2 separate regions of the Homo sapiens genome follow, and region 1 is linked to region 2. Evidence: read pairs that join two places in POLR2A ChIA-PET (ENCODE). Cell type or tissue: B cell. All regions are shown on one strand. Links, peaks and the distances in the headings refer to the core of each region. The heading gives the core; the rest is flanking DNA.

Evidence for each region. ChIA-PET counts read pairs that join two places held together with the same protein. Peaks named below come from ENCODE experiments on the same cell type or tissue, not always from the same donor. Only the 100,000 strongest peaks of a DNase experiment are listed, where the experiment ranks them.
Region 1: POLR2A ChIA-PET joins it to region 2 with 5 read pairs; 2 of 35 experiments call an interaction of 5 or more read pairs at or near these places.

What each region holds. Positions count from the first base shown.
Region 1 is chrX:39,772,575-39,787,867 of GRCh38, forward strand. It overlaps LOC105373177 (a long non-coding RNA gene), which reads left to right and starts at 1,557. Exons shown (of 2, transcript XR_949024.3): 1 at 1,557-1,879. It also overlaps the pseudogene RN7SL732P and the pseudogene GAPDHP1. RefSeq lists enhancers at 1-425, 5,373-5,874. In B cell, for the core only: no CTCF peak of the experiment used is centred there; no DNase peak of the experiment used is centred there.
Region 2 is chrX:40,120,516-40,135,808 of GRCh38, forward strand. It overlaps a transcript of BCOR not described here. Among named protein-coding and RNA genes, the nearest start is that of BCOR, 30 kb to the left of the region's middle. In B cell, for the core only: no CTCF peak of the experiment used is centred there; a DNase peak (open chromatin) is centred at 6,776.

The sequences.
Region 1 (15,293 bases), core at 4,928-7,427, 350 kb before region 2:
GTGGTCTACAGACTGGGCTGATCAGCTGCCTCAGTGTCACCTGGGGGCTTGTTAGAAATGCAAATTCTCCAGCCCCACCCTCGACCTGCGGAACCCGAATCTGCATCTTAACAAAATCCCTGGGTGATTCATATGCGCATTAGTTCGAGAAGCCGGGGCCGGGTCCCTGGTGTTTCACCGAATGCAGCATAGATGAGTCAAACAGCCTCTTAATACTTCTCTCTGCAAACAAGAGGTGAGCTCCTCCCCCACTGAGGGCCTTACTTCGAGAACTTTGGATAGAGGAAGATAGAGGCATCAGTTAGGTCTCTTGTGGAGCGCAGTTCATTTTGTGAGAATATTGCATTCCCCACCCACCCCCAGGATCATTAGGAATTTCTGACCCATTTTATGATCATCCAACATTCACACGGATGCAGGGTGCAAACTCATTAAAGGACTCGTTACTCCAAGGGGTCTCTCTTGGAATTGTCCTTTGGGTTCTTCCCTCCCACCCTCATTGCTTTGTTTCTCCTTTTCTGTCTGAAATGTTTCCCATCTCCTCATCTTTTTGAAACTCCATTTCATGGCCCTGATGCTGAGATTTTGATACATGCTGACACCCCCTCCCTCTTCATTCTCCCCTCCCCTTATGTCTCACTGACATATTTCAACTCCCTCCTACTGTTCTCATCAGTTCTCTGAAGAGACCATCTTTTCCTCCTCTCTGCCTTGGTGGTCATAAACTCGGTTATTTAGTGTGGATTCTGGTTCCCCTCGCTCCTGCCGAGGCCAGGCAGGTGAACAATCAGGCCATTGTTTAGATGTGGAGCAGGTGACAAATAGTTATGGTTGCTCTTTGTTGTAATTCTAAATAGTGGCTGTCACTCATCATTGACTATAAAATGTACAAATGTGAATGATAAGAAAGAACATAACTGTGCCCCATCTTATCAAATTTATTTTAGCTGTGCTTTAAAATCAATTTAATTTGTAAATTATTCATGGCATGTAGCAACTATTACAGACTTGCACTACCAAAACCTATGCTTTAAAGATTGTACTAACTTTTTCAAGGCATTCTGTAAATGCTTTTTATTATTTTTTATTATGGAAGTAATGCGTATCTATTTTAGAAAATGTGGATACTACAGATGAGCAAAAATAATTATTTTATTATTGTCACCTTTAATCCTATGACCAAGAAAATCACTGTTAACATTTTAGTATATATCATTTCAGTCTTTTTTCATTCTATACATATACACACTTACATGGACAGCTCTCTCTCTTTTTTAGTGTCGTTGTATGTGCCAGGTTGTCACCCAAAGTGGCCGCCATCAATTCCTTCCCCCCTTGTACTGGAGGCCTTCCCACCCACCGCGTTCTGGAGCAGCATCAGGTCTGCCCTCCAGAGCCAACTGTATGCATTCTTTCCGACTCTGCATTTGGTGACATCCTGTTGATAGCTTGAGATCAGCCATGCTAGAAAATGCTACCAATCAGGGTTTTGTTTTTGCTTCGTTTTTTTTCCAAGTCATGCGGTTGTTAAACATTTACCAGCATACTGCTTTGTCGTTAGATGCCCAAGGCCACCTTCGTGGGCACACGACCCGAGCAGTCACACAGGACCCTGTGATCAGAATGGCCTCACTTGGGTTTAATACTCTGCTGTCTTCATCTTAAAATTCTTAATAATTTAATGTTTGAGCCCGTGCTTTGTAAGTGAAGTCTGATGGAACAACGGAGCATGCGCGTGAGTAGAGGAGATACAGACGATACGTGTGTCTGAGTTTTTTGTGGCTCCATTAGCATATGGTGTTGATGATGCCCCCTGAGCACAGAATTCTGGTGAGCCCACAATGCATGGGAGTTCAGCGAGATTCAATGCCAGTACAAGGTAAGCATTTTATATCTATGGAGGAAGTGGGGAGCTGACAGCCCTGAGAGGCCACACTTTCCATTTGAAACAGTACTTGATTGAGACGCAAAAAAAACAGAAGGCGATGATGGCATTTGAAAAAAACACAAATGACCAAGGCACCCTCTCATATTTTTTCTTGTGTTACTTCCATGTCTTAGCCAACCACTTACACTAAAAAGAGTGACATGGAAGGAAAGGGAAAGATAAAGCAGCCCATAATCTCTTTTCCTTCCAGTCCTTTCTGACTCATCGGTAAGCTGAAGGCACAGTCTTGGTAGAATGCAAGCATAGCAAGAAGTCAAATAAAACAGTTTCCACTGTTCGGGTAAGAACAAAATACATATGCATGTATGAGCTCCGAAACACAAATTGTGTAATTTCAGTGATTCTGCATACTAGTTAAATGCTCTTATATTTGCATTTAAAACTGACATTGCACAATATATAGATAAATGGTACATTCATGTTAATAATTTACAATTTTAATTTTTCTTTACTTAGAAGCACATTAAATAGTAAATAAACACCATAAGTCAAGAGAGAGCACATGGGAGAAAGAAAAAAGCTTTATATTCCAGTGCCTGCTGTGGTTCAAATGTTTTTGTCTCCTCCAAAATTCATGTTGAAACTTAACCCCCAATGCAACAGTATTGGGGGGTGGGGCCTTTGGGAGGTGATTGAGTCATGAGGGCTCTGCCCTCATGAATGGGATCAAGTGCCCTTATAAAAGGGCTTGCGGATCACATGAGGCCAGGAGTTTGAGACCAGCCTGGCCAACCTGGTGAAATCCTGTTTCTACTAAAAATACAAAAAATAGCCGGGTGTGTGCCTGTAATCCCAGCTACTCGGGAGGCTGAGGCATGAGAATCCCCTGTACCCAGGAGGCGGGGGTTGCAGTGAGCGGAGATCCCGCCATTGCACTCCAGCCTGGGTGACAGAGCAAGACTCCATCTCAAAAAAAAGCCAGGGGGGTTGGGGGTGGGCCTTGATGGAGGGAGTTTGTCCCTTTTCACCCCTTCTGTCCCTTCTACCATGTGAGGACACAGCGTGAGGATGCAGCAATAAGGCATCATTTTGGAAGAAGAGACAGGGCTGTCACCAAACATCAAACTTGCCAGCACCTTGATCTTTAACTTCTCAGCCTCCAGAATTGTGAGAAATAAATTTCTGTTCTTTTTTTTTTTTTTTTTTTTTTTCTGAGGCGGAGTCTTGCTCTGTCACCCAGGCTGGAGTGCAGTGGCATGATCTCGGATCTCAGCTCACTGCAACCTCCGTCTCCCGGGTTCAAGTGACCCTCATGCCTCAGCCTCCCTAGTAGCTGGGACTACAGGCGTACACCACCACATCTGGCTAATTTTTGTATTTTTAATAGAGTTGTTGGCCAGGCCGGTCTCGAACTCCAGACTTAAGGTGATCCACCAACCTCAGCCTCCCAAAGTGCTGGGATTACAGGCATAAGCCACCGCGCCTGGCCAAATTTCTGTTCTTTAAAAATGACCCAATCTCAGATATTTTGTTACAGCAGCAAAAACAAAGATGGAAACTTGAATGGCATTTATTCTTGTTTAGTTTTGGTTTTGTTTTTATCATGGGACCCTTCATTTTTATTTTGCAGTGGGCCTCTCAAGTTGTGAAGCCAGCTGTGACCATGCCACTTCCCCCACTGAGGGATGGAGTCTATTCCTCTGCCTCTTGAATCTAGTCTGGCCTATGACTACTTTAACCAGTAGAATTCCATAGAAAAGGACTATGTCAGTTGCACACTTCACCTTGAAGAGGACTGGAGGTTTTCACTTCCTGCCTCTTGGAGCCCTGAGCCAGCATGAATAAAGTCTAGGCTACTCTGCTGGAGAGAGGGACATAAGGGTGTCAGACGTGTAAGGGAAGAAGCCACCTCACACACCTCAGCCCTAGCTGCCTTCTAACTGCAACCACCTGAGAGACCCCAGGCAAAAACCACCCAGCCAAGCTCTGTTGACCAACAGAATCATGAGAGATAATAAGAAATAACAATTATGTAATGCCACTAAGCTTCAAGATGACTTGTTCAGCAGTAAGAGATAACTAGAACAGTGTCCCTCCCCTTTTATAACCTGTGTTTTTAGATTTCAAAAAGAAAATTCTAGATTTATTTCTTCCAGGAAATCATAATGCTAAGTAGCAAATACTATGACGTAGTAAGAGATAACTAGAACAGTGTCCCTCCCCTTTTATAACCTGTGTTTTTAGATTTCAAAAAGAAAATTCTAGATTTATTTCTTCCAGGAAATCATAATGCTAAGTAGCAAATACTATGACGTAGTAAGAGATAAGTAGAACAGTGTCCCTCCCCTTTTATAACCTGTGTTTTTAGATTTCAAAAAGAAAATTCTAGATTTATTTCTTCCAGGAAATCATAATGCTAAGTAGCAAATACTATGACGTAGTAAGAGTAGATCTCAAAGTGTTGTGTGCCTGAGATTTATTGGGCTGGGGCGGGGGGATGGGGGGATGCATTAAAAGTGCAGCTCCAGCCGGGCTAAGTGGTTCATGCCTATAATCCCAGCATTTTGGGAGGCCTAGGCGGGCAGATCATTTGAGGTTAGGAGTTCAAGACCAGCCTGGCCAACATGGTGAAACCCCATCTCTACTCATAATACAAAAATTAGCCGGGCTTGGTGGTGGGCACCTGTAGTCCCAGCTACTCAGGAGGCTGAGGCAAGAGAATTGCTTGAACCCAGGAGGCGGAGGTTGCAGTGAGCCGAGATCACACCACAGCACTCCAGCCTGGATGACAGAGAGAGACCCCGTCTCAAAAAAAAAAAAAAGTGCACCTCCTCTGACTTCAGACCCCCAGATTCAGAGTCAGTAAATCTGGGGTTATGGCCAAGGAATCTGTATGTTTACAAGCCCCCACATGATCCTAAGGCAGGCCTTTGGTGAACCATAGTTTTCAGAACACTGTTTCAGGGAGTACCAGTCCATGGTGGCAATGGGATATTGTTTTCAGTGTCAGAAGATTCCTATAGCTGCCCCACATCGAATTTTAGTATTTGATGATGGCCTGGGTGGGTTAACTGAAATAAAGATGGCCTGCCCATCACAGAACTTTCCTCATCAGACATTTGAAAAACAACAGAGAAAGCAAAAGACAGACTACTGTTCTTACATGTTGAACAGAAACTTATTCGGTCAGAGTAAGTGTACTACTCATAGAAGCATACATGGGAGTTGAGAGAGAGACTACCAGTTTTCCGCCTGCACCAGTCTCTTCCTTTCTGTCATCATTGCCAAAAGAGACATGGGTGGCCCCAAAATGTCACTGGGTTTCAGTTCTTCAGAGGGAAATGCTTCTCCTGGCAATGACAGAAGTGCAAAAGGGCAAGCCCAACCACGCAACCACATTTCAAGCTAGAAGGACAAAAGGAGGAGATGGTAGAAATACAACCCAGAAGCTGAGGCCACCTGGCAAAAGCTGGCACCACAGAGGAGCCCCAGCTGCTGCACGGATGCCACTCAGTGCAGAGAATGGGGAAGAGTTACCCTGGCGTCCTCCTGCATCTGGCCCCACTGACTTCCATCAGTGTCTCCCATTGGCCAGGCATACCAGGAAAGCAGAGGACATGGGTGCTGGGGAAATGGAGTTCTCTGTTGAGACAAAGCAGGGTGCGAAAGGGCAGGCATGGATCTGGGAGCAAACAGGTGACTGCAACAGCATTCACTTGGCCCACATCTGTCTGCACATCCAGGCAAGGCACTGCCCAAGCACTTTAGCGGTCACTGTCATTGCCCCACCCCTATCCCCTTGGCACTGACTGAGCCCAGGAAGAAGCATCTTACTGGAGACGCTTGCAGCTCTGCCTGAGGTCGTTTCCTGGCCACAGGAGCCTGCTCGGGCTGCCCACTGGGCAGGCTGAAGGCTTGGGGAGTTGGCGTTCTGGGAGTAACCCTTCATCAACAGTGTACAGGAGTTGGTGGCTACTTACTGCAGCTTTCTCACCCCTCCAGGTCCTCAGTGGGACTGGGTCCCAGCTGCTCACAGTTCTATCTGCTCATTAGTCAACATTCTGCGTTGACTTCCTCTCCTTCCTTTTCATACCCACTCCCATTCCAAACGAACTCCTTGCATGGGTTTGTCCAGGACCTAACCCTAGGAGAAGCCAGTCTAAGACAAACACCCCAACTCAACTCACAGCCAGCATTCGTGCCTTGTTGCCAGCATGCCCCGCAGCAGCCCAGAACCAGAGTGGTGGCAGTAAACCAGCCCCCAAGGCCAGAGAAGGCAGGCCAGGGCTGGGCCTCCCTGTATCCCTCCCTGGGATTTACAACCCTCCAGCCCTATTTGGCTCCTCCCACCCACGACAGAACATCTTCCCTTTCTTTCCTTCCAAGACAGGAAGAGCAGGATGAGAGAGGCTCAGGGACCCCCAACAGTAGAAGTCAAGGGCAGACTTGGGCGTGGAACATTCTCCCACAATCTCTATCCCATTCCCACTGCCACGCCCCATGATCTGCCCCCAGCACCCCACGAGAGGCCGCTCCTCCTCAGAGGGGAGTGAGTTAAGTGTCGCATTACCAAGGAACTGCCACAGTAGCCACCAAAGTGACTGCTCGTTATTTGAACACTTTCTTCTATTTGACTGAATACAGGAAAAATGTCACAAATAGAATATTCATCATCCCCCTCGCGCGCCTTTTCTTCCCGGCTTATCTCCCTGCTGTCATGTATGAATCCCGGCTTCAGGTTCATTTGGTATGTTGAGTGCATGCCCGGGGAGAGGATGCGCTGAAAGGCTTGCGCACATGCTCCGTGCCGCGCGACAGCCCTCCCTCCCCACTGGTGACACCCCACCAGACAAACGCCACTCACAGTGACCCTCAAGGGTAGGACACCGTCTGCCTAAGTGGAGGGGCCTTCTGCTCCATGCAGAGGGAACATAAAGGACCTGAGGAGCCTTCACAGCCATTTAGTGATTCTCGGCATGTCACTTTTACAGACACCTCAGCTTCCAGAGCTTTTATCCTCAGGTGCTTCTTAGAAGACGCAGGATGGCATCCCCACCCCACTTCAAACACCGTCTGTTTCAAGATCCTCAGAGGGGCTAACGCCGCCTGCCAATTTCTCAGCTAGAGTCATCAGCGTGCAGCGTCTCTCTCTGCCTCCTTTCCATCAGTGCCAGAGACTCCCCCAGCCCGCTCCTCCTCCAGCCAGGCCCCATCCTGCAGATTGCCATGTCAGGCTGCAGGGAACACGTTTCTAGGACTGGAAAATCAAAGTACTTATTGCCCTGACAATTAGATATTATGTTCAACTGCAGTAACACAAACCTGAAAACCAATGGCTTAAACAAGGGAGGGTTTTTTTTTCTTCTTTTTCTCCAGTAATATCATTCCAGAAGTGGGCCAGCAAGGGCTGATATGGCCAATCTACGAGGCCACCAAAGACCCAGCCTTTTTCTCCTTCATTCTTAGGATATGACCATCACCCCATGCTCTTATTAATAAGACGGCCACTGAAACTCCAGCCATCACATCCAAATTCCTCACAGGATAAAAAAAGAAGGGCAGAATGGAAGTCCCAAGCTGAATGAGCCTCTCTTATAAAGAGCTTTCCCAGAAATCCCACCCAAGAACTCCAGCCATACCTTGTTGGCAGGTCTGTGTCACATGACCATCCCTAGCTGCAAGGGAGGCTGGGAAATCTAAGCTTTTAGCTGAGCACGCTGCCATCATGCATGCAATTTCAGTTCTGTTAGTGTTATGGGCTAAGTTGCTTTCCCTCCAAATTCATACGCTAAACTCTTAACCACCCACACCTCAAAATGTGACTGTATTTGGAGATAGGGCCTTTACAGAGGTGATTAAGGTAAAATGAGGTCATTAGGTTGGGCTCGAATTCACTATGAGTGGTGTCGTTATGAAAAGAGGAAATTAGGACACAGACATGTGCATACAGGAAATACCATGTGAAGACACAGCGAGAAGACGGCCATGTGCAAGCCAAGGAGAGAGGCCTCAGAAGGAATCAACCCTGCCGAGACCTTGATCTCAGATTTCCAGCCTCCAGACTGTGCGAAAATCCATCTCTGTTGTTTAAGCCCCCCGGTGTGTGGTCCTTTGTTATGGCAGCCAGAGCAGACTAATCCAGATAGTAAGGAAGGAGAGAAGACCGGCTGTGGGTGGGCAATTAGCAAGACCTGGTGCATTTGGGGAGGCCAGGTCTTTATTACCTGGCCTTTTAAAGATATCTTTAAAGAACCTCGGCATACTTTTTCAAAGATCTCTTTTAAGATATTGTTTATCAGGTGGTGTCCTGAGGGCCTGCACCATCCCCACCCTTCCCGGCTCTCCCCAGCATTTCTCTTCCCTAGAAATGCTTGTGTAAAAACTGCGGCCTCTCTGGAATGATTTGAGAAGTACTGAAATAGCCATCCCTCCCTTCCATTGGCCATAAATAGCCTGAAAGTCTAAAGTTAGTGCTTCATTCCTTTGGTTAATCCATTATCCGTATGAAAGTGCAAATTAACTGGCAAATGATCCAGGTCTCATGAGCCCAGAGCAGGTTTGGATGGAGGGAGAGAGCACAGGACAGGGTCAGGGGTGGGAAGGGAGAACCAAAAAGCCAGAGGCCAGGAGGGCACAGAAGTCCCAGGTGGGGCTGCTACCAGCAGAGGAGTCTCTCAAACACTCTGGGCCTGTCCTACTTTGCTAAAAGGGAACATAGGAAGGTGCTGGGGTCAGGATCCAAATTTTCCCAGGGAAGACCCTGTACCTCTGCCCCATCCTAATGAAACTACATTTAGACACCACCTTTCTATACCTTCACTCCCCTGCGTTCCCTCACTTGCCCTCCAAGCTTCTCTATGGGAAAGCCCTAGAGAGTTGGATTGGGATGTCCTGCCTCCCCTTAGGTGCCCATGACACTGGTTCCCTCATGTGGGATGTCACAGACATGAGCCTCTGCCTTTGCTGAGTATGACAGAATATCTTGAAGAATTCTTTCAGAAAATGTTAAATTTCCCAAGTCTTTTTTTTTTTAATATAGAGATGGGGTCTCACTATGTTGCCCAGTTTGGTCTCTAACTCCTGGGCTCAAGCGATCCTCTGGGATTGCAGGCATGAGCCACCACACCCGGCCCCAAGTCTTTTATTTACTCATTTATTTATTTTCTCTTTTGAAACAGGCTCTATCACCCAGGCTGAAGTGCAGTGGCACTATCACTTCTCACTTGCAACATCAACCTCCCATGCTCAGGTGATCCTTCCACCTCAGCTCCCACCTCACCTCCCACCTCAGCTCCCACCTCACTTTCTACCTCCCACATGAGTAGCTGGGACTACAAACACACACAACCACGCCCGGCTAATTTTTGTATTTTTTTGTAGAGACAGGGTCTCTCTATGTTGCCCAGGCTGCTCTTGAACTCCTGGCCTCAAGGGATCCATCTGCCTCAGCCTCCCAAAGTGCTGGGATTATAGGTGTGAGCCACTGTGCCTGGCTCCAAGTCTTGTCTTTTCTTTTTTTTTTTTTTTTTTTTAGATGGAGTCTTGCTCTGTCGCCCAGGCTGGAGTGCAATGGCATGATCTCGGCTCACCACAACCCCTGCCTCCCGGGTGCAAGCGATTCTCCTGCCTCAGCCTCCCATGTAGCTGGGATTACAGGTGTGCACCACCAAGCCCAGCTAATGTTTTTTGGGGTTTTTTTGTTTTTTTGTTTTTTTTTTTTGTATTTTTAGTAGAGACAGGGTTTTGCCATGTTGTCCAGGCTGGTCTCATACTCCCGACCTTCTTGGCCTCCCAAAGTGCTGAGATTACAGGCATGTGCCACCATGCCTGGCCCCAAGTCTTTTCATGTCCAAAAATATATTTAATTTGCCCTCCCACTTGAATATTAATTGGCCAGTGTGCTGGCATTTACTTGTTATCACTCCACACTATACCTGCCCTTTTAAACTCAGCTCCATAGCGCTGGGGCTAGGAGCCTGCAAACTACATTTCCCAGCTGCCTTCCTGTTAGAGTCAGCCAAGAGGGGGCACTGGGAGGAGATGGAAAAGCAGGAGGAATGGAAAAGCTTCCAGCTTCTGGTTCCAACAGGGTGTCGTTGCTCAAATCTCAAGACGATTGTCCTCAGAAGTTTGAAGACCTCACGCCATTGTCTTCTAGCATTCCCACTGAGGTCTTTAACACCCAGTTACTACATTTCCACCCAGTTACTACATTTCATCTTTCTGGAGGATTTAGACTTTTTTTTTTTTCATTACCCTTGGAGTTCAGAAATCTTGATGCCTTTAGGGATGGGCCTTTTATAATTCTTCTTGTTTGGCATTTGGTCTGTTCTTTAAATCTCAAGATGGAAGTTTTTCCCCAGCTCAGGGAAATTGTTTGTTCTGTCACTACTTAGATTATCTCCTCTCTTACAGACTCTCTGTTCTTGGCTTCTGAGAATTCCTATTAGATAGAGAGTTAAATTTCAGGTCCTGCCCCATGTCTCTTAATTTTTCTCTTACACTTAAAAAAAAATCTTTTTATCTGTTTTGCATTCTTTGAGAGAATCTCTCAACCCTGTCATCTGTTCAGTCTTCAGCCATGGTCACTTGGCTACTCAGTCTTTCCAATGAGCTTATTATGTTAGCAATTGCACTTTTTGTAATTTCAAGAACTCTGACATATTCTTTTGACAGCAGTCAGCTCTCTATTTATGGATAGTACTTCTATTTCATTTAAATATCTCTCTAGATCCTGGGAGAATTCTGTAGGGATTAGTTCTTTTGTTTGTTTAGTTTGGTGCCTCTCTTTCACGATGTTGGTTTTCCTCAAATATGTTTGATAACTCTTTACTCTCTGTTCCTGTTATAGATGAAGGTCCAGGCTTATCTATAGTGGAGGCTGCTGTGTATTTTCTACACTCCAGTGAAAAATGCCTGTTCTCATGACAGCAAAAGCAAGCGATGGTTATGAAAGCCCAAACTCATTGCTGTTTTGGTGAAGAAGGGCTTGGATCAAGCCACTTTTCCTTTTAAAATGTTTAGGTACTATCTTATTTTGAGCTGCTATGACAAAATACTATAGACTAGGTGGCTTATTAAATAATAGCAACTTTCTTAAATAATTGATTAAATAATAAAAAATAAATTATAAATAAAAAATAAGGCCAGGCACGGTGGCTCATGCCTGTAATCCCAGTGCTTTAGGAAGCTAAGAGGAGAGGATCACTTAAGATTAAGAGTTCCAGACCAGCCTGGACAACACAGCGAGACCCTGTCTCTACAAAAAATTTAAAAATTAGCTGGGTGTGGGGGTAGACACCTATGGTCTCAGCTACTCAGGAGGCTGAGGTGGGAGGATCACCTGAGCCCAGGAGGTCGAGGCTGTAGTGAGCTGTGACTATGCCATTGTACTCCAGCCTGGGCAAAAGAGCGAGACCCTGTCTCTAAAAAGAAAAGAAAAGAAAGTGGATAAACTGTGGTACATTCACACAACAGAATACTACTTAGCAAATAAACTAAATGAACTACTGGCTGCACACACAACCTAAATGAATCTCACCAATGCAGTGTTGCACACGAGAAGCCAGATTTGAGAGTCCGTACTGTATGATTCCATTTAGAGAAAGGTCAAAAACAGGCAAAATTCATCTGTGATGTTAGAAGTCTGTGTAGTGGTCACCCTTGGGGGAGGGGGAGAATAGTAACTGGGAAGGGGCATGAGGTGGGGTTCTGGGGACTTGATTATATTCAATTCCTTGTCCTGAGTGCTGGTTACACAGGTGTGCCCAATGTGTAAAAATATACTCACTGTCTGCTTATATGTATGCATTTATGTATGTATATTTTGCTTTGATTTAAAAATTAAGCTGGGTGCAGTGGCTCACACCTGTAATCCCAGCACTTTGGGAGCCCGGGAGTTTAAGACCAATCTGGGCAATAGAGTGAGACCTTGTCTCTACAATTTTCTTTTTTTTTTAAGTTAGCCAGGTGTGGTGGTGCCTGCCTGTAGTCACAGCTACTCGAGAGGGTGAAGTAGGACCATCACTTGAGCCCAGGAGGCAGAGGTTGCAGTGAGCCCTGATCATGCCACTGCACTCCAGCCTGGGCGACAGAGCGATACATTGTCACAAAAAAAAAAAAAATGACAATATATAGACAAGATTGGCTGTGGGTTCACGGTTACTAGGGCTGGATGAAGGGTACATGGGGGCTTATTACAGTGTTTAGTCTACTTTCAGGTGTTTTAAAAACTCTCCATAATAAAAGAAATTTTCTTAGGTGACCTTATTTTAAAAATACATATTTTCCCCATGGGGGTGGGGGAGGATTGTGATTATTGTTTTTAGTTGGATGATGGGGGGATAATATCCAAATGCATTGCCCTATACTTTTTTCTATACTAGCAAGGGTAGATTCCCTAGCTAGGCCCACTTCTCCATTTAAAGACCCTTCAATCTTTCTGTCACCTCTCTCCTCAGTTGCCCTCCACATCCCCAGGAAACTGGCCTATACATTCAGGGACAATTGTTTTCACAAGAAGAAAGCTGTCCAGAGCTTCCATTAGCTCCTATGTGTTTTTATTGATTTATACCTGCCTTGTTCCAAAGATGTATTTAAGGTTTACAAAGATGCATACAATAAAACAGCATAAAATAAATTAGCAGTAAATTAGAGCAAATGACGTAAAGGGAAAACAAGGAGAGGAAAATAAGATGGAGCCAAGAGTGAGGTGATTACACAAAACACCTGCCATGAAACCTACTGCACTCACTGGAGACAGAACACAAGTTTGAGGCTGAGTTCCCCAGCAGCCCAGGGGAAAAAGGAAGCCGGGTTGCACTGTGACTTATATCACTGAGCCGAGTCAGTGATATAAAAACAAAGCACAGTTGGGAGAAGCACAGTTATTCCTAACATGGAGATCAGGGAGGCAAGTTTTTGCCATAGATTATCATAAATATAGTATCACAAACAACATTCTCACATTACACAGGGCAAAAGAACACACAAGACTGTCTTAACCTCACACCACCGTATTAGTATACTGCAACAAAAGCAATGATGCTGTTCAGGGAAAACTATGCCGCAGTGACTAACAGGGGTCTTACACTAAGGTGGCTTCACAAGGGACAGACTCTGGAATATCTCATGCAAAATTTCTTAGCCTGGAAACCATGCACCAGGATTCAGGGGTTCAGGAATCCTTGGCACAGTAAGCAAAAGTGTGTGCATCTGTGCACTTTTTCCAGGACTGGGTCCATAGGTTTCATTGCATTCTCAAAGGTGTCAGTGAGTCCAAGAAAAGTGAAGAATTACCCACATGGAGGAAAAGCAGCAGCACACACTTCCAAACTTCTCCATAAACTGCTTCTCCCTCACTGATGGCACATGACTTCTTAGAGTTACCAGTGAGGTGTGGAAACGAAGGTTTGACATTCAATGAAGCTGGGGTAGGAGTCTCCTCCTATGAGGATGAGCTGATTCAGAGCCAGTCTCCAACTAGAAGGCCCCCTACCCCTGCTCAGAGAGTTGCCGGGGAGCCCCCAGGGGCTGGGTAACTTTGTGGCAATGGAGTGATGGAGGTGCCCCCGTGGTTCCAAGCCATCAAGCAGGGTTACAATAATCTCTACTGGGGAATTTTTCTTCTAATTTGAGACAATGATAACTAAACACCCACCTAAATCATTTTTTAAAAGTCATTAATCTCTGATCGTGTGACTTCCTAATGAATTCTCCAAGCTCAACTAGTATAAAATGTGTTCCAAGGTGACCCAGGTGATTAGCTGCTGGGGTTATAAGCCAAGCACCAGGTATAAATGGGGAATCTCTACCACCAACAATGGCTTCCAATCCAAAACAACTAAACGGTAGTTCTCCTTTCTGCCAATAATTAGATGGAAGTTGTTTATTAAAGCCATTGCTGGATGTCATTACTGATAATAACAATGGCTAGTATTTATTAAGCATGTATTACATGCCAGGCACTATATTTTCTTATGTGATCTTCAGAACAGTGCTCTGACTGGGCAGCTGACTAGCCCATCATTCCCATTTTTTTTTATCTTTTTTTTTCTTTTTAAGAGATCAGGGTCTCACTGTGTTGCCCAGGCTGGAGCACAGTGAGTATTCACAGGCAAGATCCCACTACTGATCAGCACGGGAGTTTTGACCTGCTCCGTTTCCAACCTGGGCCAGTTCACCCTTTCTTAGGCAACCTCGTGGTCCCCCGCCCCTGGGAGGTCACCATATAGATGCTGAACTTAGTGTGGACACTTGATCAGCATAGCGTGCTACAGCCCAGAAGTCCTTGGCTCAAGTGATCCTCCCACCTCAGCCTCCGGAGTAGCCAGGACCACAGGCATGCACCACTATGCCTGACCCATCATTGCCATTTTACAGATGGGCAATTCTAGGTTTAGAGAGGTAAAGTAATTTTCACAAAGTCAAAATGTAAGCCAAGATTTTTCTCTCTCTTTTTTTTTTTTTTGGCTGAGCACAGGGTACTTTATTGATGGTATATGACAAGGTGGGGCTCCCTAGGCCCCTCCCCTCTTCAAGGGGTCTACATGGAAACTGTGAGGAGGGGAGATTCAGTGTGGTGGGGGACTGAGTGTGGCAGGGACTCCCCAGCAGTGAGGGTCTCTCTCTTCCTCTTGTGCTCTTACTGGGGCTGGTGGTCCAGGGGTCTTACTCCTTGGAGGCCATGTGGGCCATGAGGTCCACCATCCTGTTGCTGTAGCCAAATTCATTGTCATACCAGGAAATGAGCTTGAAAAAGTGGTTGTTGAGGGCAATGACAGCCCCAGCATTGAAGGTGGAAGAGTGGGTGTTGCTGTTGAAGTCGGAGGAGACCACCTGGTGCTCAGTGTAGCCCAGGATGCCCTTGAGGGGGCCCTCCGATGCCTGCTTCACCACCTTCTTGGTGTCATCATATTTGGCAGGTTTTTCCAGACGGCAGGTCAGGTCCACCACTGACACGGCAGTGGGGACACAGAAGGCCATGCCAGTGAGCTTCCCGTTCAGCTCAGGGATGACCTTGCCCATAGCCTTCGCAGTGCCAGTAGAGGCAGGGATGATGTTCTGGAGAGCCCCGTGGCCATCACGCCACAGTTTCCCGGAGGGGCCATCCACAGTCTTCTGGGTGGCAGTGATGGCGTGGACTATGGTCATGAGTCCTTCCACGATACCAAAGTTGTCATGGATGACCTTGGCCAGGGGTGCTAAGCAGTTGGTGGTGCAGAAGGCACTGCCGACAATCTTGAGGTTGTTGTCATACTTCTCATGGTTCACACCCATGACAAACATTGGGGCATCAGCAGAGGGGGCAGAGATGATGACCCTTTTGGCTCCCCCCTGCAAATGAGGCCCAGCCTTCTACATGGTGGTGAAGACGCCAGTGGACTCCATGACGTACTCAGCGCCA
Region 2 (15,293 bases), core at 5,501-8,000:
CCTGCACTGCCTAGCACAGCTTCTCACCTACGCCATGGCAATGGCCTCCTCACTGGGCCCCCTCCTCTGGCTCCTACCCCTCTGCAGTCCATGGCCCCCACAGCAGCCACCAGCCACAACCACACCCGCAAATAACCACTGCTGCTGGGTGCCAGGTGCTGCTCCAGGCTCCCGACACACCCCAGGAAACAAAACAAATACCTGTCCTCGGGGTACTTGTATTCCAGAAGGAGAGAGATGGGCGATAAGCAATAAAGGTAAGAGGTCACAAAATTACCATGGATGGTGGACAGTGATGTATGCCATGGAAAGAAAAGTGGGAGCAGGAAAGAAGCACCTGGAAGGCAGGGTGTGGGGAGAAGGATTTGCAGGATTAAGGTGCTCAGGGGAGGTCTCTTGGGAAAGTGAGATGTGAGCAAAGACTCAACGGAGCCGGGGGAGCAAGCCAAGATTTCTGAGGTGAGAGTTTTGCAGGCAGAGGCAAAGCCAGTGCAAAGGCCCTGTGGTAGGAGACTGCCTGCTGTGTTTAAGGAACAACCAGGATTCTAGGGTGGCCAGATTGCAAAAGAGGAAGAATGATCAGACAGGTAAAAGGGGGGCGGGGGTTGATCCTGCAGCCAGAGCGAGGGTGCTCCAGTGGCTTTCACTATTGAGATAAAGATGGAAGCCCTCAGCCACCCTACTGGGCCCTGCCCCTCAGACCTTGGCTCTGGGCTTCTGTTTCCAGCCCCTTCCCACATCCAGCCGTTGCCACCGGGAGCTGGCTTAGATTTGCGATCCCTCCACCCGCTTCACTTAGTCATTCACAACTCTGTTCAAACAGCACTTCCTCCAAGATACCTTCCCCAAACAGTCATCCAGACCAGTTTAGTGGCTCAGCCTCACCCTCTCAAACCACCCTGCCCTTCCTCTACGCCACAGGCCTCCCCAGTGCACAGCCATCTAGCGTTAAGGCTATAATTACTTCATTTGGTTCATTGCAAATTTGGCAGTTGTTTACTCTGTGCCAAGCACTGTCCTGGGTGCCAGGGCACCGTGGAGAACAGGACTGACAAGGTCCTTATCCTATGGGAGATGGACCATAAACAGAGCAAATAAGGTAACTTTAGATGATGACATGTGCCACACAGAAGATGAAACAGAGCAGTGTGGCTGAGAGTAGTGGGAGGGAAGGCAGTGTTAGCCAGGATGGCTTGGGAGGCCTCTTTGAAAAATTGAGCTGAGAAGGAACCAGCTGCATGAGTATGGGGGAAAGAGAGTTTCAGGTAGCCGAGCAACAAGTGCACAGGCCCTGAAGGAGGACCAACCTTGGACCACCTGAGGAAGAGAAGGACAGCCCACATGGCTGGAGCAGAATGGGCTCTCTCTCTCCAGCTGGAAACGGTGCTGCACACGATTCCAGATCCTCTCTGGTCTCTTTGTCATCGCATCCATCCCTTGGGCTTGCTGACCGTTGAAGCTCATGGCATTCATTGAATGAAGGTGTAGCCATCTCATTTCTGCCCAAACTTCGATCCTGCTTTCTCCATGAACTCTTCCCAGCCACTTCCAGCCCTCCAAGAACAGTCTCTCCTCTATACAAAAACCTCAGAGCCCTCACTTGAGATCTGGGGCTGGTCTACTTGGGGCCGGACACCCCTGGAAATGCTGTGAAAATGGTGGCCCTCGTGCACATGTCCACTTTGCCAGGGGTACATGCATCAGAGTCCCAGAGGGCCTCAGACACCCAAAATGTTGACGAAACAGGACTCCCAAACCCCTCACTCTGCAGATGAGGAAACTGAGGGCTAGAGGGTAGAATGTGTACCCTGGGCCTACCTGACTTTCTGTCAGGCTGCCAGCTGCCAGGCCACAAGAACTACCCCATCTGGCTGTGGGAAGCCAGCCTGGGGTCCCTTGTTGGCACTTGGTGTCTCGGAGACTGTTCCCTTCTGCATGGTTGTCCTTGTTTTGATCTGTTAACGCACAGTAAGTACCCCATGGTAGGTCAATGTCTTCCCTTCTCAGATTATTCCTTGAGGGCACGATCAGGTGGTTGGTTTTCTTTAATGTTATTTTACTCCTTACTTTGTGTCTGCACAATTCCTGCTGAGGGACTCCACAAGTACTGGCTGCCCAGTCGGCTCCTTCTTCCCATGCCCCAAGGACCATGGAAGCCGCCACTCGGGGCGTTAACTGGCTTGTGGTCAGGCCTGTGACTGGATATTCTTAGCAGCCTTCGGTCACCCATCCCGAAAATTTAAACTCCCCGGTCACTGGGGCTTAGATCTCTCCCCGCCAAGGGAGAGATGTTTTCTATAATATTTTCAGGCAGTCAGCTCAGTACAGAGCCGAGTGTGCTTTTGCCATCAAAGGCTTAAGCTTTGGGGGCAAGGCCGAGCATCACACTGTCGCTACCCACCACTGCCCCGGGCCTGCCTGACGAGCGGGACTGTTTGGAACTGCTTAGCATGATGGAAGCTTTTGGCCACATCAGAGCCGTTATCACATCTGACCTCGTTCCTGGGCCCTGGGGCAGCTCGGAGGCCTGGGAGTCTCGGGCACTTACTGGCCTTCCTGTAGAGATGTCCACTGTGGGTCAAATGGCAACTTAAAAACAGGCATGGGGATTAGAGATCTCCATTTGGGCCATTTCCTTAACCTGCTAGGTGAATTCCCCTTCTAAATGCAACTGTTTCTCTCACTTTCAAGGAGATACCATATTCGGCTTGCCATCAAGCTCTGTGTGCAGTGGCAGGGAGTGAGAACAAGGATTGAGAAGGGGTCTTAGGGACCCTCCAACAGAGCAATATGGAGGGGAGGGTGGTGTATAGTCAGTAGGGGTACAGCAGTCACTTAAGCACACTTTTTTTTTTTGAGACAGTTTCACTCTTGTCACCCAGACTGGAGTGCAATGGTGCGGCCTCGGCTCACTGCAACCTCCGCCTCCCGGGTTCAAGCGATTCTCCTGCCTCAGCCTCCCGAGTAGCTGGGATTACAGGCATGCATCACCATGCCCGGCTAAGTTTTTTGTATTTTTAGTAGAGACGGGGTTTCACCATATTGTCCAGGCTGATATGGAACTCCTGACCTTGTGATCCGCCCGCCTCGGCCTCCCAAAGTGCTGGGATTACAGGTGTGAGCCACCGCGCCCGGCCTTCTTTTTTTCTTCCACACTTTCTGATTTCTCTTGGGGTGGCTACATCTGCAGCTGTGTTTTTCCTCCATTTATCTGGCTCTGGAAGTGCAAGAGCACAGACTGGGAGGAGACGTGGGCTAGGGGAAGAGAAGGTTTCCTGGTTGTGTGTGTGTGTGTGTGTGTGTGTGCACGCGCGCACGCATAAGAGGGTTCAGAGGAAGCAGAAATGTTTCCTCTCTCCCAGCACTACCATTCCACCAATCCATAGCAAGCAAAACTCAGGCTGAATGTTCAAACCCCATGCTTTTAAGGATGCCACATGGTGAGAAAGGGCCACCATGTAATGAATCCTGGGAAAAGGCCAGGGCCCTTGGGAGCGGGAGAATGAGCACCAGAGAAGCTGATAGGAGAAACCTTCAGAATCCCCACTGGCCTCTTTGCAACTTTGGGAATTGAGAGAACTCAGGGGAATATGGTGAACTACGGACTTAAGCGGACCATAAAGATTTTGAACTATTGGTCAGGCAGGGTGGCTCATGCCTATAATCCCAGTGCTTTGGGAGGCTGAAGCAGGAGGATCGCTTGAGGTCAAGAGTTCACAACCAGCCTGGGAAACATAGCAAGACCCCATCTCTATATACATTTTTTTTTTTCTTTGAGACAGCATCTCACTCTGTCACCCAGGCTGGAGTGCAGTGGCACGATCTTGGCTCACTACAACCTTCACCTCCTGGGCTCAAGCAATCCTCCCGCCTCAGCCTCCCAAGTAGCTGAGACTACAGGCATGCATCACCATGCCTGGCTAATTTTCTTATTTTTTGTAGAGACGGGATTTTGTCATGTTGTCTGAAACTCCTGGGCTCGAGTGATCCGCCCACATCGGCTTCCCAAAGTGCTGGGATTACACACGTGAGCCACGGCACCTAGCCCTTACAATTTTTTAAAAAGGTTTTAAAATCAATTCTATTCCACAAACACTTCTTTTTGAGAGGGGGGTCTCACTCTGTCACCCAGGCTGGAATTCAGTGGCGAGATCATGGCCCACTGCAGACTTGACCTCCCGGGCTCAACCAATCCTCCCACCTCAGTCTCCCGAGTCGCTGGGACTACAGGCACACACCACCACCACCTGGCTAATTTTTTGGTATTTTTTGTATTTTCTCAAATTCCTGGGTTCAAGTGATCCACCTGCTTCAGCCTCCCAAAGTGCTAGGATTACAGGGCCACTGTGACTGGCCCACAAACCCTTCTGAAACACCCCTTACATATATGTACAGAGCTATGAAAATAAGTAAGACATACCCTTAAGGGAGGCCGCCCTGGGAAAGACATTCTAGGCATCTTGTGGGGAGTGTTGGGTCAGACAGAGGATGGAGGGGTGTGTGTGGCGTCGGGGGGGCGGGTTGGGGAGGAGGGCATAAAAGCACACGTGGCCAGCCTGCTTTGTCCTGTTCTGGAAGGCCATCCAGTCTGCTCAAGGGCAGCTGAACAAGTGGGAAGAGAGGTGGCAAAGGCAGATGAGGTGGTCCCTGCAGCCTGCTATGTGCCAGGAAGTGATGCATTGGGGCAGCAGCTCCAGCAGCTGCCTGGAGAAGGTGGTTGATTATGGGAGAAATTGACTGTGGAGTCTCACTCTGTCACCCAGGCTGGAGTGCAGTGGCGAGATCTCAGCTCAAGTCAACCTTTGTCTCCTGGATTCAAGTGATTCTCCCGCCTCAGCCTCCCTAGTAGCTGGGACTACAGGTGCACACCACCACGCCTGGCTAATTTTTGTATTTTTACTAGAGACGGGGTTTCACCATGTTGGCCAGGCTGGTCTTGAACTCTTGACCTCAAGTGATCCATCTGCCTCGACCTCCCAAAGTGCTGTGATTACAGGCATGAGCCACCACATCTGGACCTCTTCAGTCTCTTCTAATCACTACATTTTTCCTCCCTCACGCCCAACCAAGTGAGTGAGCCACCATGGAAATGTATCATCCAGCATCCCAGCTTCAACTCCTCCACCTGAAGCCCCAAACATTGTGAGCAGAGACAATCCATCCCTGCTGTACTTTATCTGAATTCCTGACCCACAGAAATCAAGAGATAGAATACATTGTTATTGTTGGTTTATGCCACTACATTTTTGGGCAACTTGTTATGCAGCATTAGATAACTAATATGGGGGTGGGTGAGTTCCCTCAGAGCTGTCACAGCTGAGTGTGTTCACAGAAGTTAATGGCAAGCCTAGAGGGCACATGTCTCACAGCCTCCAGGCAGACAGAAGAAGTCACTAAAGAATCATCTGGGAGTCGGCCAGGCGCGGTGGCTCACGCCTGTAATCCCAGCACTTTGGGAGGCCGAGGCGGGCGGATCACGAGGTCGAGAGATTGAGACCATCCTGGCCAACATGGTGAAACCCCGTCTCTACTAAAAAAAAAAATACAAAAATTAGCTGGGCGTGGTGGTGCGTGCCTGTAGTCCCAGCTACTCGGGAGGCTGAGGCAGGAGAATCGCTTGAACCTGGGAGGCGGAGGTTGCAGTGAGCCAAGATCGTGCCACTGCACTCCAGCCTGGCGACAGAGCGAGACTCCGTCTCAAAAAAAAAAAAAAAAAAGAATCATCTGGGGCTGGGTGGTGGCTCACACCTGTAATCCCAGCAGTTTGGGAGGCCAAGGTGGGCGGATCACCTGAGGTCGGGAGATCGAGACCAGCCTGGCTAACAGAGTGAAACCCCACTTCTACTAAAAATACAAAAAATTAGCTGGGTATGGTGGTGCATGCCTGTAATCCCAGCTACTTGGGTGCCTAAGGCAGGAGAATCGTTTGAACCTGGGAGGCAGAGGTTGCAGTGAGCCGAGATCGTGCCATTGCACTCCAGCTCGGGCAACAAGGCAAAATTCCGTCAAAAAAAAAAAAAAAGAAAAGAAAAGAAAAAAAACCACGAAAACAACAACAAAAAAGAATCATCTGGCTGGGCACAGTGGCTCGCACTTTGGGAGGCCAAGGTGGGCAGATGGCTTGAGCCCAAGAGTTTGAGACCAGCCTGGTCAACATGGCGAAACCCTGTCTCTACTGAAAATACAAAAATTAGCCGGGTATGGTGGCGTGCGCCTGTGGTCCCAGCTACCCAGGAGGCTGAGATGGGAGGATTGCTTGAGCCTGAGAGGTGGAGGTTGCAGCGAGCTGAGATGGCACCACTGCACTCCAGCCTGTCTCAAAGAAAAAGAAAAAAAAAAAAAAGAGGAGGTTAGGACACACACACACACACACATTGGGAAGAACATGTGAAGACACAACAAAGAAGGTGGCCATCTTCAAGCCAAGGAGAGAGATCTCAGAAGGAACCAACCCTGCTGACAACTTGTTCTTGGACTTGCAGCCTCCAGAACAGTAAGACAATATATTTCAGTTGTTTGAGTCACCCAGTGTATGTTACTTTGTTATGGCAGCCCCAGCAGACTAATCTAGGGTGGAATCTCCATCTCTTCCTCGAGGATCTGAGTTGGCATCATGACTTGCTCTGACCAATAGAATGCACCAGAAGTGACACTGTGTGACTTCTGAGGAGAAGCCTTAAGAGACTTTGTAGCTTCCTGCTTCACCCTCTCAGGCAGTTCTGAGGCTGCCACGTAAGGAAGCCAGTCTCACATACTTGAGGATGTGAGGCCACAGGGAGAAGAGTGACAGTTCACTGCAGCTGACAGCTGGCACCAACTGCCACACTGTTCATGAGGCCATCTTGGATCTCCCCACAGCTGTTGGCTAGCTGACTGCAGCTGCATGAGTAAACCCAGATGTAACCAGCAGAGGAACAGCCCAGCCAACTTACCCAATTGTGATAGAAGAAGAAATTGTTGCTTTAAGCTACTATGGTTTAGAGTGTTTTGTTACATAGCAATAGCAAACTGATATATCTCATTGAAATATACTCTAGAAGAGTTTCCATCCAAAAGTCTTAGAAGCAAGTCTGTTGACTAGGCAGTGGCTCACACCTGTGATCCTAGAACTTTGGGAGGCTGAGGCAGGATAATCACTTGAGCCCAGGAGTTCGACACCAGCCTGGGCAACATAGTGAGACCCTGTCTTAAAAAAAAAAAATTAAAATCTGGCCAGGAGTGGTGGCTCTCACCTGCAGTCCCAGCTACTGAGGAGGCTGAGGTGGGAGGATCACTTAAGCCCAGGAATTTGATGCTGCAGTGAGCTATGATCATGCCACTGCGCTCCAGAGCAAAACCTTGTCTCAAAATAAATAAATAAATAAATAAATAAATAAATAAATAAATAAATAAATTTAAAAAAAAAAGGCAGCAAGAATACTGGGGAAGAGGCCGAGCGCTGTGGCTCACGCCTGTAATCCCAGCACTTTGGGAGGCCGAGGCGGACAGATCACGAGATCAGGAGTTCAAGACCAGCCTGGCCAATATGGTGAAACCCCATCTCTACTAAAAATACAAATATTAGCCGGGAGTGGTGGCATGCACCTGTAGTCCCAGCTACTTGGGTGCCTGAGGCAGGAGAATCTCTTGAACCCGGAAGGAGGAAGTTGTAGTGAGCTGAGATCACACCACCGAACTCCAGCCTGGGCAACAGAGTGAGACTCCTTCTAAAAAACAAACAAAAAAACAAAAAAGTATATTGGGTTAGAAGCCAGGTGCAGCGGCTCACAGCTGTAATCCCAGCACTTTGGGAGGCCGAGGCGGGCAGATCATTTGAGCTCAGGAGTTTGAGACCAGCCTGGCCAACATGGCAAAACCCCGTCTCTACAAAAAATACAAAAATTAGCTCGGCTTGGTGGCACACACCTGTGATCCCAGCGACTTGGGACGCTGAGGCTGGAGAATCGCTTGAACCCGGAAAGCAGAGGTTGCAGTGAGCCCAGATCACGCCACCGCACTCTAGCCTGGGCAACAGAGTGAGACCCTGTCTCCAAAAAAAAGAATATTGGGGAAAAACTCCAATGGCATCTGTGCTTACTGATTCCAATTCTAGGGCACAGCATAGATGTAACTCAGGAAATAAAAGGGAGCAGGGACCACCTTGCCTGAATCATCAGGGGAAAGAAAGGAATACCTCCTTTTCTTTATCTGCCCTCCAATAATAAGTGGCTCCCTATGCAAGTCATACCCTCAGATGGCTTTTTGTAAAAAACTATGTTGCCCAGGCTGGTGTCAAACTCCCAGCCTCAAGCAATCCTCCCGCCTCAGCCTCTGGAGTAGCTGGGATTACAGGCGTGCAGATGTCTATTAGTCAAATACTCTCTGGATACACAGGCCTAGAATCACCATGGAAATAGCTGCCATTTATTAAGTACCTACTATGTACTTGTTGCATATTCAATGCATTCCCTTATTCAATCCTCATGGAAGTACGGTCAAAATGAGGCACTAGTCACAACTAAATGACCCTATTTTGCACATGATGAAGCTGAGACTCAGAGAGGTTAAGCGGCTCTCCTGAGGTCGCAGAGCTAGTGGGCATAGACTCCCAAATGGACAGTCTTTCCTCTTAGCCAAGGTGTGATGTTTAAGGAAGGTGACATAGGAGAACGGGGATCTCAGCCCAAGTGAGTAGAAACAGGAAAAGTTAGCCGGGCATGGTGGCTCACGCCTATAATCCTAGCACTTTGGGAGGCTGAGGCGGGCAGATCACGAGGTCAAGAGATCGAGACCATCCTGGCCAAAATGGTGAAACCCCGTCTCTACTAAAAATACAAAAATTAGCTGGGTATGTTGGCACGTGCCTGTAGTCCCAGCTACTCGGGAGGCTGAGGCAGGAGGATCACTTGAACTCAGGAGGCAGAGGTTGCAGTGAGCCAAGATCATGTCACTGCACTCCAGCCTGGCGACAGTGAGACTCCGTCTCAAAAAAAAAAAAAGAAGAAGAGGAAAAGCTGGTCACATAATGGGGGGGCCAGGCCTCAGTGGCAGGGCTGGGGCCAGGCCAGGTATATAAGTAGAAGGAAGAACTGTGGGCAGAGCTTCCAGGAAATGTCTTAGGGAGAAGGGGAAACAGTCCAGACGGAGGGAGGGAGGAGCTGCGGGGCCTTAGGGAGGTGGGGGTTGGGGTATGGGCGAAAGCTGTTTCACTGTCCTTTCCTTGGGAGCAGGAGTGGTGGCTCTGCCTCTAAGAACAGACTCCTTGCCGGGTGCGGTGGCTCACGCCTGTAAACCCAGCAGGCGTGGGAGGCTGAGGCAAGCGGATAGCTTGAGGTCCGGAGTTCGAGACCAGCCTGGACAACATGACGAAACCCCGTCTCTACCAAAAATACAAAAATTAGCTGGGCGTGGTGGCGCACACCTGTAGTCCTAGCTACTTGGGAGGCTGAGGCACGAGAATTGTATGAACCAGTGAGCCAAGATCATGCCACTGCACTCCAGCCTGGGCAACAGAGCGAGACTCCATCCAAAAAGAAAAAAAAGAAGAAGAACAGACTTCACCCGTGCAGCAGGCACCTCCTCTACCACCCTCCGGGCCTTCTCCTCCATGACTCTGCCTCCCCTGCCCCAGCAACTCCCTATGCACCTGCCCTCCTTCCCTGTCCCTCTTCATCTAAATCTTCAACAGGTGGAGAGCAGCCTGATTAAGGGTGCACCCCAATTCCCTCCTTGTGGTCACACTATGAGGTGGGCACTTAGTTACTCTCCTTTTACAGGTGAGGAAACTGAGGCATGGAGACTGAGGGGAGGGCAGCCTGCACTATGACCTATCCTAATGACTCAATCTGGGAGGTTTCCCCTGGTCTTCCTGGTCCTCCAAGACCCGCTCTGCCAGGGATTCCGGGGTGCTGACTCACACATCACTCCTTCAGGCCCATGGTGTGAGTTCGTCAATGAGATCATGGAGACGTGTGACCATTTTTAGCCCTTGGCTAGGTGTGGGGCACATAGAAGGAGCCCCATCATGTGTCGCATCGCTGTGCAGCTCCAAGCCTACCCCTGTCTGCTCTCAGCAAGGCAGCTGCTGCATGTGAGGCTTGGTGGTAATGAGGGAAGCATGTCGGTGGGGAGGTTCAGGAGCCCCAGAAGGAAAAGAAGAGGACCAGAGAGAGCAGGTTCCTCGGAGTGCTAAACACAGGCCCAACTGCCTTTTTCAGGAATAAGGGTGTGGGCCAGAGGGGCAAACGACCCCCTCCACAAATGCCAGTGAATTGCAGCAGGCACATAATGGCTCCTCCCTCTTGTGTCCTGCCTTCCAAGGGTACCCTATTTGGCAAATCCTACCCACTCTGGCAGCCCCTGGAACCCAGCCACCCTCTTAATGCCCCTCATCCTGAGGCATCTGTCATGCAAGCCACCCCCCACCTTCCCTGGGGAGCTGGCTTGCTGGCCCCAGTGGTCTCCATGTGACCTTTCCTCAGCTCCTCCACTGTCTCCAGACCTGAGGTGAAGAAAGCAAGGTCAGAGAAGGGGCCCACTCATGACCGTGAGACAGAAGACCCACGCCAACCAAAGCTGCTCTCTTTCTCTCCAGCTGCCCCTCAGGCCACCATTGCAACAGATGACCCTCCTGGGCCCCAAACCAGGTTGTCTGACCTGAAAACACTCAGTACTCAGCCAGGTGTTCCCATTCGGAGCCCAGTGAGCTTGCACTTGAGATCAGGCACATGGGTAAGGCTGATATGGGGGTGACAGTGAACCACAGATCTTGCAGTCCCAACCTCCTGAGAGAGCTGAGCTGGTCAGAATGAGAAGGTGCTCACTGCACCCTGCATTTACTATCCAAAAGGACTAGAAATGACTAGAAACTGAGAAAAACAGGCCAGGCGCAGTGGCTCACGCCTGCAATCCCAGCACTTTGTAAGGCCGAGGCAGGCAGATCACCTGAGGTCGGGGGTTCGAGACCAGCATGGAGAAATCCCATCTCTACTAAAAATACAAAATTAGCCAGGCGTGGTGGCACATGCCTGTAATTGAAGCTACTCAGGAGGCTGAGGCAGGAGAATCGCTTGAACCCAGGAGGCAGAGGTTGCAGTGAGCCAAGATCGCGCCATTGCACTCTAGCCTCGGCAACAAGAGCGAAACTCTGTCAGTAAAAGAGAAGAGAAGAGAAGAGGAGACAAGACTGAGAAAAACGGTCCCTATGGCCCAGTAGACATGAACAACTGCAAGCGACTGGAGACCTGGCACCTGGCACTGGCTTTACCCTGTTAGCCTCCAGGCCTCAAATTAGAAGGAGGAGGGGAACTCATGCTTGTCCAGCACTTCAGCAAGATCATCTCACTGAATCCTCATAACAACCCCATGAGATACCGTGGTGGTTTTAAACACGCCCGCTAGTTATTCGACACTCTTCCCACCAAGAGGTGTGGTCTCTGTCTCTACTTCTAGAAGTCTGGGTGGGCTTGTGACTGCTTTCAACACAACAGAAGTGACACTCTGAGACTTGTAAGACAAAGGCAGAAGAAGCCATGCAGCTTGCTCCTGGCTCTTTTTGGGGCACTTGCTCTGAGAGAAGTCAGTAAGAAGTCTACTGCCATGGCAGAGACTCACAACATAGGTGCCACAGTCAACAGCCCAGCAGAGCTCCCAGCCAATAGCCAGCATCAACTGATTGCTACAGGAGTGTGCCATCTCGGATATCCTTCCGATGGCTGCAGCCCCTGTTGATGTGTGACTGCAACCGAATGAGATATCCCAAGTGAGAAGTACCCAGCTGAGTCCGTTCCAGAATTCCTAACCCACAGAATTGTGAACAAAATCAAAGAGTTGGGGTTTTTTTTGTTTGTTTTTGAGACAGTATCACTCTGTCACCCAGGCTGAAGTGCAGTGGTGGGATCTCAGCTCACCACAGCCTCGACCTCCAGAGCTCAAGGAATCCTCTCACCCTAATTTTTGTATTTTTGTAGAGACAGGGTCTCCCCATGTTGCCCAGGCTGGTCTCCAACTCCTAGGCTCAATTGACCTACCCGCTTCGGCCTCCCAAAGTGCTGGGATTACAGGCATGAGCCACCAAACCCGGCCAAAGAGTTGTTTTAAGTGGCAAAGTTCTGGGGTAATTTGTTGCATGGCACTAGTCACAAAACAGATCCGTGGTGTTCCCACTTGAAACTGAGGTGCAGAGGGGCTGAATAACTTGCCCATGGTCACACACCTGGTAAGTGGCAGAACTGAGACTCAAACCTGGTCTCTCAGAATCCAAATCATAGCCCCTTCTCACGGTGCCCCCCTAACATTTTCTCACTTCCAAGAAGAGAACATTCTTTTCAGACTCGACTAGTTTCCAAACCTGGCTGTGCGTCAGAGTCAGCAGTGGCGTGTTAAAGATAGAGATTTCCAGGCCCCACCCCAGGCCTAGTGAGTCAGTATTTTCAGGCGTGGGGCCAGGACTCTGAATTCTGAACTGGCACCCCAGGTGACCCTGAAGCAGTTAGTGCGTGAACCGGACAGTGAAACCCACTGCTCAGCCAGGTTATTACAGAAAACTGGAGGGGACCAGCAAGGTTTTCTTCAAAATATAGCAGTTTCAGAAAATCCCTCATGATCTGAGCTCATCTGCTTCAATTTCTTTTTTTTCTTTTTTTCTTTTTTTTTTTTTTTTGAGATGGAGTCTCGCTCTGTCGCCCAGACTGGAGTGCAGTGGCATGATCTCAGCTCACTGCAACCTCCGCCACCTGGGTTCAAGTGATTCTGCTGCCTCAGCCTCCTGAGTGGCTGGGATTACAGGCACATGCCACCACACCTGGCTCATTTTTGTATTTTTAGTAGAGACAGGGTTTCACCATGTTGGTCAGGCTGGTCTCGAACTCCTGACCTCGTGATCCACCCTCCTCGGCCTCCCGAAGTGCTGGGATTACAGGCGTGAGCCACCGCCCCCGGCCATCTACTTCAATTTCAACTTTTTTTTTTTTTTTTTCTTTTTGGAGACGGAGTCTCGCTCTGTCGCCCAGGCTGGAGTGCAGTGGCGCTACCTCGGCTCACTGCAAGCTCCGCCTCCCGGGTTCATGCCATTCTCTTGCCTCAGCCTGCCGCATAGCTGGGACTACAGGCGACGGCCACCACGCCCGGCTAATTTTTTTGTATTTTTAGTAGAGACGGGGTTTCACTGTACTAGCCAGGATGGTCTCAATCTCCTGACCTCGTGCTCTGCCCGCCTCGGCCTCCCAAAGTGCTGGGATTACAGGCGTGAGCCACCGCGCCCGGCCTCAATTTCAACCTTCTTGGCCCTAACATCTGGGGAGTCTTTTCTACTCCCACACCACTAAGAGACAGAAATTGATGGGAGGCTATCCAACCAGTAAGTACACTCATGTGTATTAACACCTTGCTAGGCTCTGTGGTCCCTGTGCTCTAAGAACTTACAACTGAAGCGAGGAGATAAGGCGTAAAGTCATTTCAGAGCAACCAAATGATAAGTTTTGTGGCTGTGACAATAAGCACAAAGGCATCTGGGAGAATTAGACTGAAATGTAACCCCCTAGAAATTTGGGAGGGGCTCCGCAGAGGAGGTGGGGCCTGGAGCTGGGAGTCAGGGTGAGCAGGGGGATCACTCCAGGCAGGGGGCTCAGGGGCTGAGGCTCCCTCCCAGGGCAGAACAAGCAGGAGGGCATGAATGGGTAGAGGGACTCACTGGGCTGCCCCAGGGGTGTGCTCTGTGGCAGCTGTGGAACCAGAGGAGAGGGGAAGACGAGGACCAGATCAGAGAGGGGTCAGGGGACTTGAAGTCTGATCCAGATTTTTATTTTCTCAGTTTCCAAAAGCTACTGTCATTTACAGATCAAGGACATGGTCAGGCGTGGTGGCTCACACTTGTAATCCCAGTACTTTGGGAGGCTGAGGCGGGAGGATGGCTTGAGCCCAGGAGTTCAAGACCAGCCTGAGCAACATAATGAGACCTTGTCTCTACTAAAAATAAAAAATTGGCTGGGTGTAGTGGCGCACACCTGTGGTCCCAGCTTCTTGGGAGGCTGAGGTGGGAGGATCACTTGAGCCCAGGAGGTTGAGGCTGCAGTGAGCCATGATCACACCACTGCATTCCAGCCTGGGTGACAGAATGAGACCCTGTCTCAAAAACCAAACACCAAAAAATAAAAAAGGCAGTCCCCCTTCCAAGTCCAGGCTAGGATTAGTTACAGAAGATGGATCAACTCACACACCTTTGGAGCCAGGAGCCAGAATTCTCCCAAATAAGAGACTGAATCCCCATGGGGCTCCACCATAAAACATATCTGCCCCAGTGCCCCAGTCTCTTTGCTTACAAGATGTAAACCTTGATGCTGCTACCTTGAATTTTTAGACAGTGGATTCCTTTGATTAGAACCACTCTGGGCAACGGTGATGAGATTCCATTAACCATCGGAATCAATTGAACCAAGAGCTTTCCTTCCTAAAGGGAAGGGCTAGGTTCCAGTACTTGGCTGACTGCAGAGCCCTGGAGGAATTCATTGAAAGGAGGCCCAAAATTAGAAATCATCACTTTCTGCAGAGACACTTAGGAATCCCCCCCACATTATTCAAGGACAGCAAGAGAAAGGTGGGCAGAACTGGGGGGAAAAGGAGCTGCAAGGAAGAACGCGAATCTTTGGCCAGCTCATATACCTTCATACAACAGATGAAGGTGTGTCCTGCACAGCCTGCGAGACTGGCTAAAAGTCTAGCTTTTAGTCACACCTCCTGGATCCTATGCCACATCTCCAAGACATGCTTAGAGGTAAGCAAGGAAACTTGCTCGGTCTGGGGTCTCCTCTGAGCTTTCCCACCTGTACCTTTCCTGCAAGGGAAACCCCTGTAGGAAGAAAGGTCTCCATTCCATCATGGCTTTTTTCTTTTCCTTCTTTTCTTTTTTTTTTTTTGAGAAAAGAGTCTCATTCTTTCGCCCAGGCTGAAGTGTAGTGACACAATACTCGGCTCACTGCAACCTCCACTCCCGGATTCAAGTGATTCTCGTACCTCAGCCTCCCGAGTACCTGGGATTACAGGCGTGTACCACCATACCTGGCTAACTTTTGTATTTTTAGTAGAGACAGGGTTTCACCATGTTGGCCAGGCCAGTCTCGAACTCCTGACCTCAGGTAATCTGCCTGCCTCGGCCTCCGAAAGTACTGGGATTACAGGTGTGAGCCACCGCGCCCGGCCCTTCATGGCCTTTTTGTCTCTCAGCATTGGGATGGCCGGTGGCCCATCTTCCCAGGTTTCCTGAGATTGGCGGCAATGACCCAGAAGCCTCTGGTGACATCATAAACCATCTCGGGGAG